Regions from separate parts of the Homo sapiens genome. Here region 2 is linked to region 1. Evidence: chromatin loops called from intact Hi-C (ENCODE). Cell type or tissue: IMR-90. All regions are shown on one strand. Each heading gives the region's core, and the rest is flanking DNA. Links, peaks and the distances in the headings are about the cores only.

Region 1 (8,618 bases), core at 2,001-4,500:
CCTCCTGGGTTCACCCACCATTCTCCTGTCTCAGCCTCCCGAGTAGCTGGGACTACAGGCACCCACCACCACGCCTGGCTGATTTCTGTATTTTTAATAGAGACGGGGTTTCACCTTGTTAGCCAGGATGGTCTTGATCTCCTGACCTCGTGATCCGCCCGCCTCAGCTTCCCAAAGTGCTGAGATTACAGGTGTGAGCCAACACGCCCGGCCTAGACTTTATTTTTTAGAGAAGTTTTAGGTTTACTGAAAAATTGAGTAGAAAGTACAGAAAGTTTGCATATTCATCTTTCTTCCCTCTGCCATTCTCCTCCACACTCCTCTATTATTAACATCTTGCATTAATGTGGCACATTTGTGCAATTGATGAGCCAATTTTGATGCATTATTATTAATTAAAGTCCATAGTTTACATTAGAGTTTACTATTTGTGTTGTAAATTCTATGGTTTGACAAACGTATAGTGACATGTATTCACCAATATAATATCATACATAGTAGTTTCACTGCCCTACAAATCTCTTTGCTTCATCTATTTATTCTTCCTTCCTTCCCCCACAACTGGTGACAGACACTGATCTTTTTATTGCCTGTCTATGCCTTTTTTTTCCATGATTCCAGGCTGAAAGATCAGCTGTATCTGGGAAATGATGTTCTGGAGGCAGAGGGAAAAAGGAAAGAGAGCTGGGTGGGACTGGAATAGGTCACGTTCCTTTTCAGTCGGTTGATAAAAAGCCTGATGCCAATCAACAGGAAAGAGTTCTTCCCCTACAGGAAGTTACTATAACATTGCAGCAATAGAGATGTGCAATCCTCTTATGGGAAAATGGGAGGTAGCTGAGGTAGCTGATGGATGACAGTAATATAGTGTACTGTATAGCAACAGTGCTGTCCTTAGCTACTCAATTATTCACCAACAACCACTCTATCCCACTATAGTGAATTTCATTTTACTCCAATGCCTGTCCCATCTTCTGTACATCTCTTCATTAAGCAAACTTTCAGTCATTCAGGATTCAGCTTACTTATTATAAAAGTCATTCCTCATTAGATTAATATACTAGTATATCCTGTATGTTGCATTGGAAATTTTTACTTGCTTAGCTGGCTCCTTTAAGCTATTAGCAGAATTACATAATTATGGAACATCTAACTGTGAATTTTTCTTTCATTTTTTATTTTCATTTGACTTTGGCCAAGGTCTTCAGCGAAGAAACATAACTTGCATACATAAGAGTGATCATAGTGTTGTGTCTGATAAAGAATGTGACCACTTGCCACTTCCATCATTTGTTACTCAAAGTTGCAATACAGACTGTGAACTAAGGTAAAAGAGAAATAATATGTAATATAACCAGATTAATAAGTGAGCTAAGATTAAAATGTCTAACACAGTGACTGACACAGCATGGACATGCAATTATTACTCATCATCTGCCATGCCATGAAAAAATTTCAGGCTCACTATTTTATGGTAAAACTCAGTACATAATTGATTTGAATTTTCATTCATAGTATTTTCTGAATACCAGTATATAGGCCTCAATATTTTATGTAGAAAAAGATTGTAATTTTGTCTGTAAAATAAATACAAGTAAACTGTTATCTGAAAATGGATGGTTTAAAGATCTGAAACAATAAATTTTTTAGCATGATTCTTTACTTTCCACGGAATTAATGAACCAGTAAACTTCTGAAGTTTGGAGAAATCAAATTGATTGATTTCCTTGACATTCTATCAGTATTTTGTCCATTAAACTTTAGGGAAATTGATCCTAGATCATGACAGCAAGTTTATACTTCTAATTTAAATTTCTTGTTATTTGGTTTGTGTGTGTGTGTGTGTGTGTGTGTGTGTGTGTGTGTGTTTGTGTGTGCATGTGTGTGTGTGCGTGATTGGTCTTGTAGTGACATGGTATACAATGAGTCCATCTATCATATTTATACATTTATTTTTAGCATTGTAGCAGGTGCCATTTAACATTCAGGTATGGCCAGAACCTCTTTCACTTGATGAGAATTTCTATATATTTATGATGTTGGTTGAAGGCATAGCAGAAGCACAGTAGTAGAACTGCCTATATAAGTTGCATCCACTACATAGTAGTAAAAGGAAGCACAGTGAAATTCTTGAGATGCTATTAGGGACGGAAATGAATTCTGTGAATTCTGTGTTTTGTTATACTGGTGCCCTCACATTGATGAATGCTAGACTACAATTGGGATAATTTGGCTATAACTAACATTTTTACTTGTGGAAGACATGTTTTACCTGGAAACATGTCTAAATATAGATTACAGGAATGAATGAGAAAGTGTAGTGTACTTTGCAAAAACTAGTTAACTTTTTAAATGCTTTATTTTTATTGATGTAGTCAAATTCCTAGACGTTCCCTGGTCATAAAATCGAAATACTTATAGAGGATTGCATAGGGATAAACTATCTGATTGGCAGTCAGATATGTTCAGTTATTATCTTAAATCTGCCACTAAGTAATTGGGTAATCATAATCTAAACCAGTTGTTTTCAGAGGTTTTTGAGGAAGCTTGGGGTTCCTTGGACGCACCTCCAAAGCTACCACCAAGTGCTGGCATGAGGTCAGTAGTATAATGCTGGCTTCCTGGCTGCAGACTGGTTTTGTTTTTTGGTGGTTTGTCTATCAACTTTTAGGATTTTAAAAACTGAATGCATGAGTGTCTCTGAATCTGTTTTTAAATTATGTAATATACCTCCTAAGTATAGTAACATCTTTTTTCAAGGTGGCATGTTATTGGCAAAAGTGAATGTTCATCCCAATGTGGTCAAGGATATAGAACCTTGGACATCCATTGCATGAAGTATTCCATTCATGAAGGACAGACTGTTCAAGTTGATGACCACTACTGTGGTGACCAGCTTAAACCTCCTACCCAAGAACTATGCCATGGTAACTGTGTCTTCACAAGATGGCATTATTCAGAATGGTCTCAGGTACAATAAAAATGATTGCTTAAAAAAAGTTGCCCCTTTCTTTCTAATTACGTATTTATGTTACTCTGAAGTATAATTTTGTTGAAAATCTGATTTTTTTCCATTAGTTACCACTTTTTTTTTTTTAATCAGTGTTCCAGGAGTTGTGGAGGAGGGGAAAGGTCTCGAGAATCTTATTGTATGAATAACTTTGGCCATCGTCTTGCTGACAATGAATGCCAAGAACTGTCCCGAGTGACGAGAGAGAATTGCAATGAATTTTCCTGTCCCAGTTGGGCTGCTAGTGAATGGAGCGAGGTACATTAAACACATGATGCTTGGAACTATTAAAATATTGTGTTAGTAAAGCTTTGTAATCTAAGACTTTACAAAATTTAAAAGTGCTTAAATTTATTTCATCATTTTGTAAATAACTATTATCAAAGCTGTCAGAAATTTATAAGACAGGCCAGGCACACAGTGTCTCATGCCTGTAATACCAGCACTCTGGGAAACTGAGGTGGGTGGATTGCTTGAGCTCAGATGTTCAAGACCAGCCTGAGCAACATAGTGAAATTTAGCTGGATGTGGTGACACACACCTGTGGTCCCAGCTACTCGGGAGGCTGAGGTGGGAGGATTGCTTGAGTCTGGGACGTGGAGTATCAATGAGCAGAGATTGCGGTAAGCTGAGATTGGCCACTGCACTCCAGCATGGGTGACAGAGTGAGAATCTGTCTCAAAAAAAAAAAAAGAAATATACAAGATAGTTTGTCTTTATACTATTTACAGTATCTGACTAGTAATAACACTAACTGATATTTAATCTATAACCCTTTGCATAAGAAAGTGCCAGGGTCCACAGCAGCCTGGGATGAATACTTATTCTAAGGTTAGTTTTGCACCTTTGTTTCTAGGATAAATGGATGTTTCAGTGGGACTTGGGCAGCAGAAGTTAGGGGCAGGCTGATTTTACCCAGTGAATATCTCTGGTGGAGTGAGGGAAAATGCATTTGGGAATGGTTTTTCAACTGTATTTCTATATGCAAATTGATCATTGCATCAGTTTAAGGCATTTGTGTTGACTAATGCTGCAAATAAATAATGATCAGTTTTATTCTTACAGTGCCTTGTTACATGTGGTAAAGGAACAAAGCAGCGGCAGGTATGGTGTCAGCTGAATGTAGATCACTTGAGTGATGGCTTCTGTAATTCAAGTACCAAACCTGAATCTCTGAGTCCATGTGAACTTCATACATGTGCTTCCTGGCAAGTAGGACCATGGGGTCCTGTGAGTATATGATATGGGTTTTTCTAATTTGATCTATCTTTACAGAATAGCACAAAAGTTGTGTTATATTTACTCCTCCCTTAGTGGATGCAATGGAATTTGGCTTGGTTTATTAAAAAACAACAGCAACCCTGAAATGTGAATCTTTATGTGTAACATGTTGATAGTACTGCTAATTTTTCTGTAATAAATATTTCAGCTTTGCTTTTAAATTCCCTTTTGTTAACCAAAATGCTACAGACTTTATGCTTTTATCAGCTTTATTTAGATTATAAATATTTTCATCTCTGTGTCTGCATTGATATCTTTATTGTTTTTAGGATAGGCATCGTTTAGACGTTTTGCTGAACAGGCAGCTAGGAGTCTGCAGGATGAGCAATGATCAGGCTGGATGAGGATGGAGTAGCTTATTATTCTGTAGAGGTTGCCACAGTTGACAGGAAGCCTTCTCTCATTTTCCCTTTAACTTTATATGCTGTTCCTTCTTTGTCTCTTTAAAATTTACTTAGTATATTAAATGACATGCATACACTAGGTGGTGTTTGAAAAATATTTAGTTTCCTTAAATCATATTGACTGCTTTCTAAAATATCAGGCCTCTATTTATATTTTTATATGACAACTTTTCAGAATACATTAATTGTTGTACAGTTTGGTTAACTTCAATATTTGGTATTTACTTAATTTGAATAAATATGCATATTTATTGAATTTGCTCTTTTTAAGTCTTAAATCTAGTATAAAGGATTGATAAAAAGATTATTAAAAGTATATTATTAACAGGGTATTCATTAAGAAAATAGAAGTTTGTGTAACTTTTGGGAAACAATGTTTTTTTAATATCTATATTCTTCTTTCAGTGCACAACCACATGTGGACATGGGTATCAGATGCGAGATGTTAAATGTGTCAATGAGCTAGCTAGTGCAGTGTTAGAGGACACAGAATGCCATGAAGCTAGTCGCCCCAGTGACAGACAGGTAAAAAGAATCATGGTTTACAAACAAAAAGATTTATGAGACAGAAAGATTATTGATGTGTTAAAATTATTTCTTTACTTATTTTTTTCCACTTAAACTTGTATGCCTTAAACACGTGTATGTGTGAGAGAGAGGCAAAAAAATAGAATTTGTTGTTCTTGGTTTTGCCAGCTTTGTAGCTTTATCAATGAATTTTTTTTTTTTTTTTACTCTTTATCTGCTAAGGGCTCACTCATTTAACTTGTGAATTTCCATTCTTTGAACTGAAGAAGAAGGTTATATCTATTATTATAAATATCATGAACTCCTAAAGTGTATTGTGTTTTTTAAGGTAGAGTTTTGTGTCCGTTCAGAATGTTTTAGCTGAGCAGTATTTTTAAAGGACTGAAGCTCTTTTCCTTTTCAGCAATCAAACAGAATGGTCCAAACTTTAGGATTCAGTCATTATCCACTATTGACACTTGACGATACTGTAGTTAGTGCTTTTGAAAATGAAAACATTCATATTACCAATTTCTAATTTAGTATGGAACGGTTCTTGAGACATACAGAAGAAGTGAAGTATTAGATTTTGTATAAATCAGTCATTAATTAATGTTTTACGAGAACCATTTTTCTTCTGAACAGAGCTGTGTACTTACACCTTGCTCATTTATTTCTAAACTTGAGACCGCTTTATTACCAACTGTTCTCATAAAAAAGATGGCACAATGGCGACATGGTTCTTGGACCCCAGTAAGTGAATTTCTTTAATAGATACAGTGTTTCTATTATGGTAGCTTTTAGACATCAACAAAATGGTTGCTAGAGATTTCACAATGTATACATTTATTCTCAGGTATTTTGATGGCATCAAAGAAGTATAGGGTTTAGAATTAGGAATTAATGGCTAAGTCCTTTGCCTTTCAAGAGCTCTGTGTCTCTGGACAAGAAATTGAAGTTTTCTGAGTATATTTTCTAATCTTCAAAATGGGAATACTAATAATACTTACGTCACAGGTTGTTATGAGAATCAGATTTAGTATTAGGCTGTATCGGCTTTTATTTGAACTACAAACATTTTCATGTTGTTTTTCTACACTGAAAGCTTTAACGTATGTGGAGTATACGTTGCTAAAATCTTGTAGAATATGTATTTTTAAGCTTCATATATTCTCTGAATATTTTAATTATGGAATTATATCTATCTGTTACTTAGTAGTAGATATTATATATCAAAATTATTTTTATTGATATCATAAGATTCTCTTACCTAAAATATTTTAAGTATCTTTAATTTTAGCAAATAACTAAGCATTATTTTAAATCATTATATTTATGTATTATTGAAATTACTATACATTATTTGTGAAATTTATGATCTAAACTGATTGGAATATTCACTACCCCATCTTTATTTGACTCAGAAGTGATGTCAGGTAATATTATCTATAATAATTTAAAATTTCTCAAGAAACTGGATGTTTTAGAAATGTGAGTAACAGCTATGTAAAAGGGACATGGGTGAGGTACTACTGTATAATGCCCGGATACAATTTGATTTCTTAAAAAGTGCTCCGTATCTTGTGGAAGAGGTACTCAAGCCCGCTATGTAAGCTGTCGTGATGCTCTTGATAGAATAGCAGATGAATCATATTGTGCCCACTTACCCCGACCTGCTGAAATATGGGACTGTTTTACCCCTTGTGGAGAGTGGCAAGCAGGGGATTGGTCACCCGTAAGTATTCTTATGAGAAAAAAAGAAAATGAAAAATTTAAATATATTTGATATTAAATATAAATTAATGTTGTATATTACCATTGGCTAAATTTTTGATCAGTGTTCAGCTTCCTGTGGCCATGGAAAAACAACTCGACAAGTTTTATGCATGAACTACCATCAGCCAATTGATGAGAATTACTGTGATCCTGAAGTTCGCCCTTTGATGGAACAGGAATGTAGCCTGGCAGCCTGCCCTCCTGCACACAGCCACTTTCCTAGTTCCCCTGTGCAGCCAAGCTATTATCTAAGCACGAATTTGCCATTAACTCAAAAACTTGAAGATAATGAAAATCAGGTGGTCCATCCATCAGTCAGAGGAAACCAGTGGAGAACCGGACCATGGGGATCAGTAAGCCATCTTTATTGAGTTATATTAATTCTGTAATTTTGTTATATTACATCCTTTTAACAGGTATGTATATGATGCCATCAGTACTTTAAATGCTAAATTTATTTCAAGATCAATAGTTTAAATATTAAAAAGATTAAGCGTCTTTGATGCTCATTACAAATGCTAGAGTTCTTATTGAATTATGCACTAATGTGTTATTATGATTACAGAGGAATGTACTGTAAAACAATCTGATTAGAATTCATTGTAATAAAAACAAAAGAAAATGCTTTAAGGGGTAAGACTATAAATGTTTATGAATAAACCTAAATCCCAAAATTATTATGATAGCAATACAATAAGCTGGTATAAAATCATGACAAACTACAAATGGTATAGTTTTAGTTCATATTTTACATAACATTCATAATACAAAATAAAGAAAAACACCAGTGTAAAGTTAAGTAATTTAATACTGTCTTTTATTCCTTTCTAGTGAGATCTCAAAAACTTTAATTTCTTTTTACTTAACACTTATGATAGAAATGAAAATTGTTTCCTAATGCAAACTTGAAAGTCCCACCTTTTCATCAACAAATTCTAATGAAGCTCCCAGTATAACTCAAGTGTTTTGATAGATTTTCTCAATTCAAATTGTGATTCCAATGAAGGAGATTCTAATGTAGGGTTTGATTTTGATTGAGTCAATGCTGATTTTTTTTTTTTACCATGTAAATTCATTATGTGGAATCCGCAGTTTGTGCATATTTTGTGTTTTATTCTTGTCAGTGCTCCAGCAGTTGTTCTGGAGGTCTTCAGCATAGGGCTGTGGTCTGCCAGGATGAAAATGGACAAAGTGCTAGTTACTGCGATGCAGCCTCCAAGCCTCCAGAGTTACAGCAATGTGGTCCAGGGCCTTGTCCACAGTGGAACTACGGAAATTGGGGAGAAGTAAGTCATAATATTTTCTAAACTTGTGAGATTATTACATCTCTGAAGACTGAAAGTAAAAAGCATCTTATACTGTTCAATAATCTGATTTCACTATACTATGTAGAAAAAGAATTTTTGTTTTTTTTGTTTTTGGAGACAGGGTCTCACTCTGTTGCCCAGGCTGGAATGCAGTGTCGTGATCTCGACTCACTGCAACCTCCACCTCCTGGGCTCAAGCGATCTTCCCACCTCAGCCTCCCGAGTAGCTGAGACTACAGGTGTGTGCCACCATGCCTGGCTATTTTTTTCATTTTTAATAAAGATGGGAATTTCACCATGTTGACCAGGCTGGTCTCAAACTCCTGGCCTCAA
Region 2 (8,618 bases), core at 1,597-4,096, 62 kb after region 1:
AAATCTCCACCCATTCTGTGCTTGCAGCATAAAACTGAATGTGGCAAATAATACACAGCCCTTCTGACTGATACCATTTTAAACACATGAGTACTAAGCTTACACGGATCCATGGCACTGCCAAATAATCCTACTGCACTTCCCTAGTCCATTCTCTCTCCTACTTTTCTAAATGTCTAACTTATACCTTCTCCTGTAGCTTCAAATTTCAAAATTTTTAATACCTCCACTCTACTAACTCACTGCTGGTGATCTTGCTCGCTATTTCACTGAGAAAATAAGAATCAGAAGGGAATTGCTCAAGTTCCCACTGCCACATCTACCAGCCTACCTGAATCTTTACCTATCTCCTTGCTTTCTCCTGTTTACTCTGGATGAACTCTTCATGCTCCCATCCAAGGCAAATCCTGCTCCTTGTCCTCTAGGCTCAGTGCCTTGTACCTACTCAAGAACGTTATTTCAGCATATTTCCTAATCTCTCTCACATCCTCAATTCTGCTGCTGAATCATTTAAATTCTTCATAGAGAAACATTTTATTTCTTTCGTCATAATCACAAGCAAATCATCTTGACCTCTACCTTTCCAGCCAGCCACTGACCAGTTTCTTTGTGTTCATTTATAGTAAAATTTCTTAAATGAGTTATAATCTGCACTCTCCAATTCTCTTTCCCCATGCTATACTCTAATCAATCTCTTATTCATGTCACTTCCAGGAAACAGTCCTTATCAAAGTCATCAATAACCTGTTTCCTTAAATTCAATGATAAAGTCTTGTTTTCCATCTTACATGATGCATCAGCAGCATTTGGATCCCAGGACACCATCCTCTAATGGTTTTGTGTCTTTCTTGACCACTCTTTCTCCTGTCTTTCTCACTGTTTCTCGACTTGGCAAGTTATTCTTCATCTTCTACAACTCTGAATGTTGAGGAGCTATAGGATTCAGTTGTTATTTGGGAATCTCATTAAATTTATAGATTTCAAGTACCATCTATTAAATGACAGTCCCAAATGCACATTTCCAGCTTGGATTGCTACCCTAACCTCCAAAATCCAACTGTCTACTCAGCATATTCATATGAATGTCTAATAGGCATGTCAAACTCAATGTATCCAAAACTGAACTTCTAACATTTCCTGCCAAACCTGCTGTCAAACCCAAATGTTTACCACTGCAGTAAATGCCACCAATAATATTCTACTTAGTCTAGCTAAAACCTAGCAACATCTTCAACTTCTACCTTTCTTCCACACCCACATGTAATTCATCATCAACTTCTGTCAGGTGAATTTTCAATGTGCATGCTGTTATGGACAAAATTGTGCATTTCACTGGTCAACAAGAGTCACCATGACCTTTCCACCTCTATTCCCTCTCAGTTTTCTGCTGCCCTGAGCCCCATGATCACTCCTACTACAGACACAGTGGCCTGTTTGCTGTTCCTTGAACACACCAGGCATGCCCCCATCTTAAGGCCTTCGCACTTACTGTTCCATCTGCCGGGAACATTCATCTGTAGCTGTCTGTGTGGTTTACCCCTTCATTTCTTTTGGGTCTCTGCTGAAATTTATCTTCTAAATAAGACCATCCAGAACCACTCTCCACCACTAAATTCTCTTCCTCCCCATTCTATTATCTGCTTTATTTTCTTTCCATAGCAAGTATCACCCCTAACATACTGTAATATTTGTTTTATAACTTGTCTCTTCCTGGTAAGACTCAGGTTCCATTGGCCTCTGTTTCACCCACTGTTGTGTTCGCAATATCTATAATACTGCCCAATGCAAAATATATTGTAAATAAGTATCTGTTGAATTAAAAGTCCTCGCTTTTCTCAAGAGGTTTATAGGAACAGATAGTTTGAACAATCTCAAGACAACTTTGAGTTAACAAAAGAGGCAAAAAAATGAGTTTTAGGAGGAGGGAGAAGCATGAACAAAAGCATGGAAGGGAGAAGCATTTTGGCGATATCAGAGAATAAAAAGCAGTCTAGTTTTGTCTAACATAAATCAAATGTAGGTTGGGGGATGGTAGCTTATTAGAAAAGTTCGCAGGGAGCAGATCATGAAGAACAGTGCATACTAAACTATACAATTGAATTTTATCTTGCAAGTTATAGGAACCATTGGAATAAAGGCATAAAGGCATAAGCAGGGGAAGGAATAGAGTTGGTTGGAGGCAGAACAGATTGTATCCATGAAAAATGATTAGGAAGCGAATGTAACAATTCAGATAAAAAGTGATGAGTACTGGGAACATGGGTTAGGATACCTATTTGAGAAATATTAAAGAGGTAGACACTACAGGATTTTCTGATAGAAGGGGTGTGAGAATTAGTGACATGGAATATTTAGAAAGGTTTCTAAAATAACAAGACAGATGGTAGTACAGTTTAGTGAAATGGGAAATAGAGCAGGGCAAATAAATTTGGAGAAAAAGATAATGCATTTAGCTTTGAACATGTTAAATTACAGATATCTGTAGGTCATCCAAGTAATGATGCCCAATAGGAATTTGATATATGTTCTGTAACTCATCAGAGTCAGGTGGACTGGAATATATACTTATGAGTCATCATTGTGTAATTGGCTGATGAAACTGGCTGTTGACTGACATGCTTTTGGAGTTAGTAACAATAGATGCTTTGAAAGTTGTGTCTCTGCTCTGCCCCAGCATAATCCACAAATGCCACAAATAAATAGTGGTGTGCAGATGAATGACGACCAGTTATCCAGGGAAGAAAAAGTCTGATTTGTGGTGTCAGGCACTAATATATACATGGTGTATGTATTCCCACCCTGACCAATCATGAGCTACCAACATGACCTCATTGTACCTGGGCTTGGGAAGAAATGCACAGAGTTGGCTCTCACTATTTGGTACAAGCTGGCTCTGGTAAACCATGGAGAGCTTCCTGGTTTTTGAAACTGCCCTTTGGAGATATGACAAATATTTCCAGAAATGCTACCTTTGGGAATTGCCTCTGAAGGACTGATGTCATCCTGGGACATGCAGTGATTTTGCAGTCTTGAAAGTGAAGAGATTTGGAATACATAGTGGAGGTGACAGCCACTGGCTAGATGATTTGGTTGGGATAATATTTGATTCAAACATGAATAGGTGATTGAAGCAGCTGACTTTTAGTGTTCCTTCCAGCCTGTTTTAATCCAATGGCTCTATTTTTGATACTTTATGTAGACTCTTCAGCATTATTACCAGTCAGGAAATTTTGCTAACACTGTTAGCAAAAGTAAGTTTGAAAAAAATAAAAAGAATAACATAATGCAATAAGACACGAAAAAAAGAAAATGGCATACTTTTTTGTGGAGAGATTTTGAATTACCTAAATGAATTTTTGTATGTGCTGTTTATAAGCATTCAATTTTATTGTTTTGTCATTTATGTTTACATAACCCTTTTTTCTCCAGTGATTTTGCTCCTGACCCCACTTTACCTATTTCAGATATTCTATGACTTCAAATGTAATAATGCATTTATTTCGTTTTAACTCTTCTGTTTAATTACAAATGTGCTTGCCCTTTGTTAGGGCAATTTATGATATGAACATTTTTATATTAAACAAAATTTGTTCAATGAGAGCTTATTCTATGATATATACCAGAATTGTGGCATTTGTGCTTAAAATTTTAAAATTAATATATAAATATGTATATTTACTAAGTAAGTAATAAGAAAACTCTGTGTTTGACAACAACGATTGCATTATTGTCTCCATGCTAAAGAGTTTTATTTATTATTTTCTAGCTACGGACCTTCTTTTTTCCAAAACAATATTTGGAAATGCAGTTCCATTTGCCACAGCTGGAGATTGCTACAGTGCTTTCAGATGCCCACAGGTATTTCATATTTGTTTGATTAATTTTCTTTCTTTGTGAAAAAAATTATAGCTTCTCTTCATTCATTTTTTTAACCAGAATATTGCAAGAAACATAAGTAAATAGAAATGCAAAACTTCACATATGCGCTTTGTTTCAAAGGTTATAGATAACCTTTGGAGGAAAAGCATCTTTGCCAATTTTGGGTTTGTTTAAAAGGCATAACAATAATTTTAAACAGATTCTATTTCTTCTTCCATAATGTGTTATCAGTTTCTTCATCTTTCCGTTTAGTCCATGGAAATGAATAGATATTTGTCAAAAGGCAAAGGAACGGATCACAAGCATGTGACTTTCATACACTTCTGCTGACATCAGTTCTATTAGCTTCCTGGGTCTGTAACGTCCTCCAAATGACAGTCTGTTATCAATAAAATGTATATTGAATACATTTTCATATTTTTATTCTCGCTTTTATCCTTTATTTCTAGAGTTCTCTTCACATGCTCTTATGTCATTTCCATGATTTCCAATACAGAGCATGTTTTCCTAGAAGAAAATATTCTCTCACATTATTAACTAGAGATTTTACATAGATAATGAAAAGAACATTTTTATGATAGATGAAGAATTGTAAGCTAGATGAATATAGCACTTTTAGGTGACTCATTGCTAATTGAATATATGAATCAAATCTACTACCTAAGACAAGTGGTAATTACTATATTGATATCATTTTGAAGAGAAGTAGTTAATAGTTTGTCATAGTCTCTTCTTAGACTATTCCATTTATAATTTTCATTATATGACATCTAAGTTACGCTTATATTAGGAAGAGAGGACATTTTCTGTTAGAGAACTTAAAGGAGATCAAGAGACACTAGAACTACAGGCTAAAATGAGTAAGAACCTGAATAAATCTATACATCTTAACTTAGGTCCAGAAACTCAAACGGAAAGTGGTGATGTTACATGAAAAAGACATAGGTGTTTCTTCGCCCAGCATGAGTTCAGTATGACTCCTTTAGGTCAGGGAGTGATTTATAAACAACCTAATATAATCGTAAGGTTCCAAAACAAAATAGCAAGACTGAAGGATTTATTTTTATTTGACACTGGAACATTACAGTTATTTTAAAATTTCTGTCTGTAAAACATCATTTTCAATCTATTTAGGAGTAGGAGGAGATCACAGGAAAGAAAGAAGGGTTTGAATCATGTCAACTAAGGAAAATGGAGAAGGTAGCCAGGAAAAGAGTGAGAGACAATGGTAACGATCTTTACATATTTAAAGAACTACCATGAAAGAGGAGTGAGGTTGCTTGTGTTCCTCCAGAGGCATTAATAGGGCAGTAGGTTCCAGCTCAACATTAAGAAGGCTTTGACAGGTAGAGTGGTTGGTAAGGAGAACCCAAATCTGGGGCCCAAATAAATAATCAATTTTTGCCTATATTTGTATGGATTGATCTTGAATTCTGCAACTTTGCTGAACTCATTTATTAGTTGTAACAGTAGATTACTTAGGATTTTCTTTATACACAGTGATGTCATCTGTGAATAAAGATAATTTTACTTCCTCCTCAATCTAGATATCTTTAATTTCTTTATCTTGTTTTATTGTGCGGACTACATCTTCTATTACAATACTGAATAAAAGTGGCAAGAGTGAACATCCTTGTTTTCCAATATTAGGCAAAAGGCATTCAGTCCTTCAGCAGTAAGTATGTTAGTTTCATGTGTATGTTAAGTATGTCAGCTAGGAGTATTTTCTAGATGTCCTTGATCAGGTTGAGGACACAGCCTTTTGTTTCTAGCTTAAGTGTTATTATGAAAGGATGCTGGATTTTCTGTGGAGAAGATCCTGTGGTTTTTGTCCATTACTGGATTGATAGAGTGTTACCACACTGATTTATTTTTATATGTTGAAACACAACCTTGCGTTCCTGTGATAAATCCCACTTAGTCATGGGATGTAATTATTTTCATATATTGCTAAATTTGGTTTGCTACTATTTTTTGAGAATATTTCATTCATATTTGTAGTAGAAATTGTTGTATCATTTTTTTTCTTGTGATATCTGTCTCATTTTGGTATCACAGAAATAGTGGCCTTATAGAATGTAGCGGGACGTGTTTTTTCCTCTTGTACTGTTTGGGAAGAGTTTGCAAAAAAATTATTCTTTATATGTTTGGTAGAATTTACCAGCAAAGCCATCTGAGCCTGGGCTTTTCTTCGTGAAAGTTGTTTTAATTACCAATTTACTCTCTTTATTTATTATAGATGTATTCAAATTTTTGTTGTTCTTGAATTTGTTTTGGTAGTTATGTCTCCCTAGGAATTTGTTTGTTTTATCTAAGTTGACTAATTGGTTGTCACACATTGTTCATAGTATTCCCTTACAATCCTCTGCTCTTCTTTTTCCAGTGTTTTAAGGTAGAAGGGTAGATTATTGATTTGAGATTATTTTTCCTTTTTAATATAGGCATTTGTAGTCATAAATTTTCCTTTAATCGATTCTTTTGTTGCATCCCAAAATATTTGGTATGTTGTGTTTCCTTTCATTTATTTTATTTTCTATTATCTATAGTTAGGTCTTTGGTATATTGGTTATTTAAGAGTGTGGAGTTTAATTTCCGCATATTTGTAAATTTCCCAAATTTTCTTTTTTTGGATTTCAACCTTTATTGTGACTGGAAAACACGCTCTGTGTTATTTTATCCACTAAATTTATTGAGGCTTATTTTATGTCATAACATATAGTTTGTCCTGGAAAACATTCAATACATTCTTGGGAAGAATGTGCATTCTGTTGTTGTTGGGTGAAGTGTTCTATAGACTACAGACCTTATTGGTTTATATTGTTGTTCAACTCTTTCTTTCTTGTTGATCTTCTGCTTAGTTCTATCTGCTGAAACTCTGCAACTATTATTTTTAAATTGTCTGTTTCTCAATTCAATCTTTTATGTATTTTGTTTTGTTTCATTTATTTTGAGATTTTGTTGTACACGAATATATAACTGTCATAACTTCCTAACATATTGACCTTTTTATTATTATAAAATATTCTTCTTTATCTACAGTAATGTTTTTGTTTTAAAGGCTAATTTATCTGATACTAGTGTGGCCACTCCAGCTCTGTTAGAATTGCTATATATATTTTCATCCCTTTACTTTCAACTTATTTATATCTTTGGCTCTTAAGAATGTCTCTTATAGAGTATTTTGTTGGATTACTGCCTTTGATTGGATTTTTTTAACATCACTATCGCTATGTCTGGATTTACATCTGCCATTTTACTTTTTGTTTTCTATATGTTTCATGTTGTCTTTGTTCAACTGTTCCTCCTTACTGCTTTCTTTTTATTCAGTGAATGTTTTCTGGTGTAACATTTTAATTTCCTCAGTTTTTTCATTATTTTTGAATTGCTTTGTTAGTGGTTATTCAAAGGCTTACAATATATATCTTATCAGAATGTACTTTACATTTTACTATTGAACATTCCTCTCTTTCCAGTGAAATATAAAGACAGTACTACTATAAATGACCTATTTCTTCTCTTTTTCTGCTATGTTTGTTATACATATACCATTTATAAAGGCAACAAACTTGCAACATATTGGTATTATATTAACTTAAATAATTTTATGTCTTTTAGATAATATGAGAGAAGATAGAGCAATTGTATATTCATAGAGTTTGTTACGTAAACCTTCTCATTTAGTATTTCTGGTTCTCTTTATTTCTTCCTGTGGATTTGACTTATCGTCTTGTGTCATTTCCTAACTCTAAAACAGCTTTGCTTCCATCTGTCTTATTTGTGCCATTATTGTCAAATATATTACATGTCTATATATTACAGGTCAATAATATACTTATATACACCTTGGTTTATACGATTGCTTTTAAATCAGTTAAAATAAGAAAAGTGAAGAGATATGCAATTATAGCGTATTTTATAATTATCTACATAATTAACTTTATCAGCACTCTTGATTTTTTAAGTTGATTTGTATTAATGTCTGATGTTACTTGATTTCAGCCTGAAGAACTTCCTTTAGTATGTCTTGTAAAGTAGATGTGCTAGCAAGAAGTCCTCTCAGTTTTGTTTATCTAGGAGTGTCTTTATTTTGCCTTCCTTTCTGAATGATAGGTTTGCTTATTAAAAATTATTGATGTACAGTTTTTTATTTTCAGCACTTTGAATATGTCATCACACTGCTGTCTGACTTCTAAGTAGGTAATAGATGTCAGCTGTTTATCTTATTGGGTTCCATGGATGTGGTCCTTTTTCTCTTGGTGTTTTTGGGGATTTTCTCTTTGCATTTGTCTTTCAATGTCTTTACTGTGTCATATTTGATGTGCATCTCTTTGTGTCTACTTGGCTTGGAGTCCACTAAGCTTCTTGGATGGGTAAATTAATAAGTTTCACTGATTTTGGAAAGTTTTCAGTCATTATTTTAATATATACCACTGATTTTGGAAAATTTTCAGTCATTATTTCTTCAAATATATTCTCTGCTCTTTTTAATTCTTCTGTCCTTTTGATGCTTCTTTTATGCATATGTTGGTGCACCTAATGGTGTGCGTTCATTCCTCTGAGGCCCTATTCATTTTTCTTCTTCTTTTTTCCTCTCTGTTCTTCAGATTGCATCATTAACATCCCTTTAAGTTTGCGAATTCTACTAGCTCCAGTAGACAATTTCAGCCCCTTTGTGAATTTTTTAATCTTGATTATTGTACTTTTCATCTTCAGAGTTTTCCTTTGACTCTTTGTAAAAT

Evidence for each region. Peaks named below come from ENCODE experiments on the same cell type or tissue, not always from the same donor. Only the 100,000 strongest peaks of a DNase experiment are listed, where the experiment ranks them.
Region 2: a loop joins it to region 1, with 2.1 times the contacts of the local background. A loop is called at or near these places in 4 of 110 quality-filtered maps.

The regions. Positions count from the first base shown.
Region 1 is chr12:43,426,954-43,435,571 of GRCh38, reverse strand. It overlaps ADAMTS20 (ADAM metallopeptidase with thrombospondin type 1 motif 20), which reads left to right. Exons shown (of 39, transcript NM_025003.5): 19 at 1,201-1,327; 20 at 2,761-2,971; 21 at 3,104-3,268; 22 at 4,076-4,240; 23 at 5,101-5,220; 24 at 5,848-5,955; 25 at 6,773-6,937; 26 at 7,041-7,331; 27 at 8,103-8,264. Among named protein-coding and RNA genes, the nearest start is that of ADAMTS20, 120 kb to the left of the region's middle. In IMR-90, for the core only: no CTCF peak of the experiment used is centred there; no DNase peak of the experiment used is centred there.
Region 2 is chr12:43,364,530-43,373,147 of GRCh38, reverse strand. ADAMTS20 (ADAM metallopeptidase with thrombospondin type 1 motif 20) reads left to right here. Exons shown (of 39, transcript NM_025003.5): 37 at 3,767-3,858. Among named protein-coding and RNA genes, the nearest start is that of ADAMTS20, 180 kb to the left of the region's middle. In IMR-90, for the core only: no CTCF peak of the experiment used is centred there; a DNase peak (open chromatin) is centred at 2,607.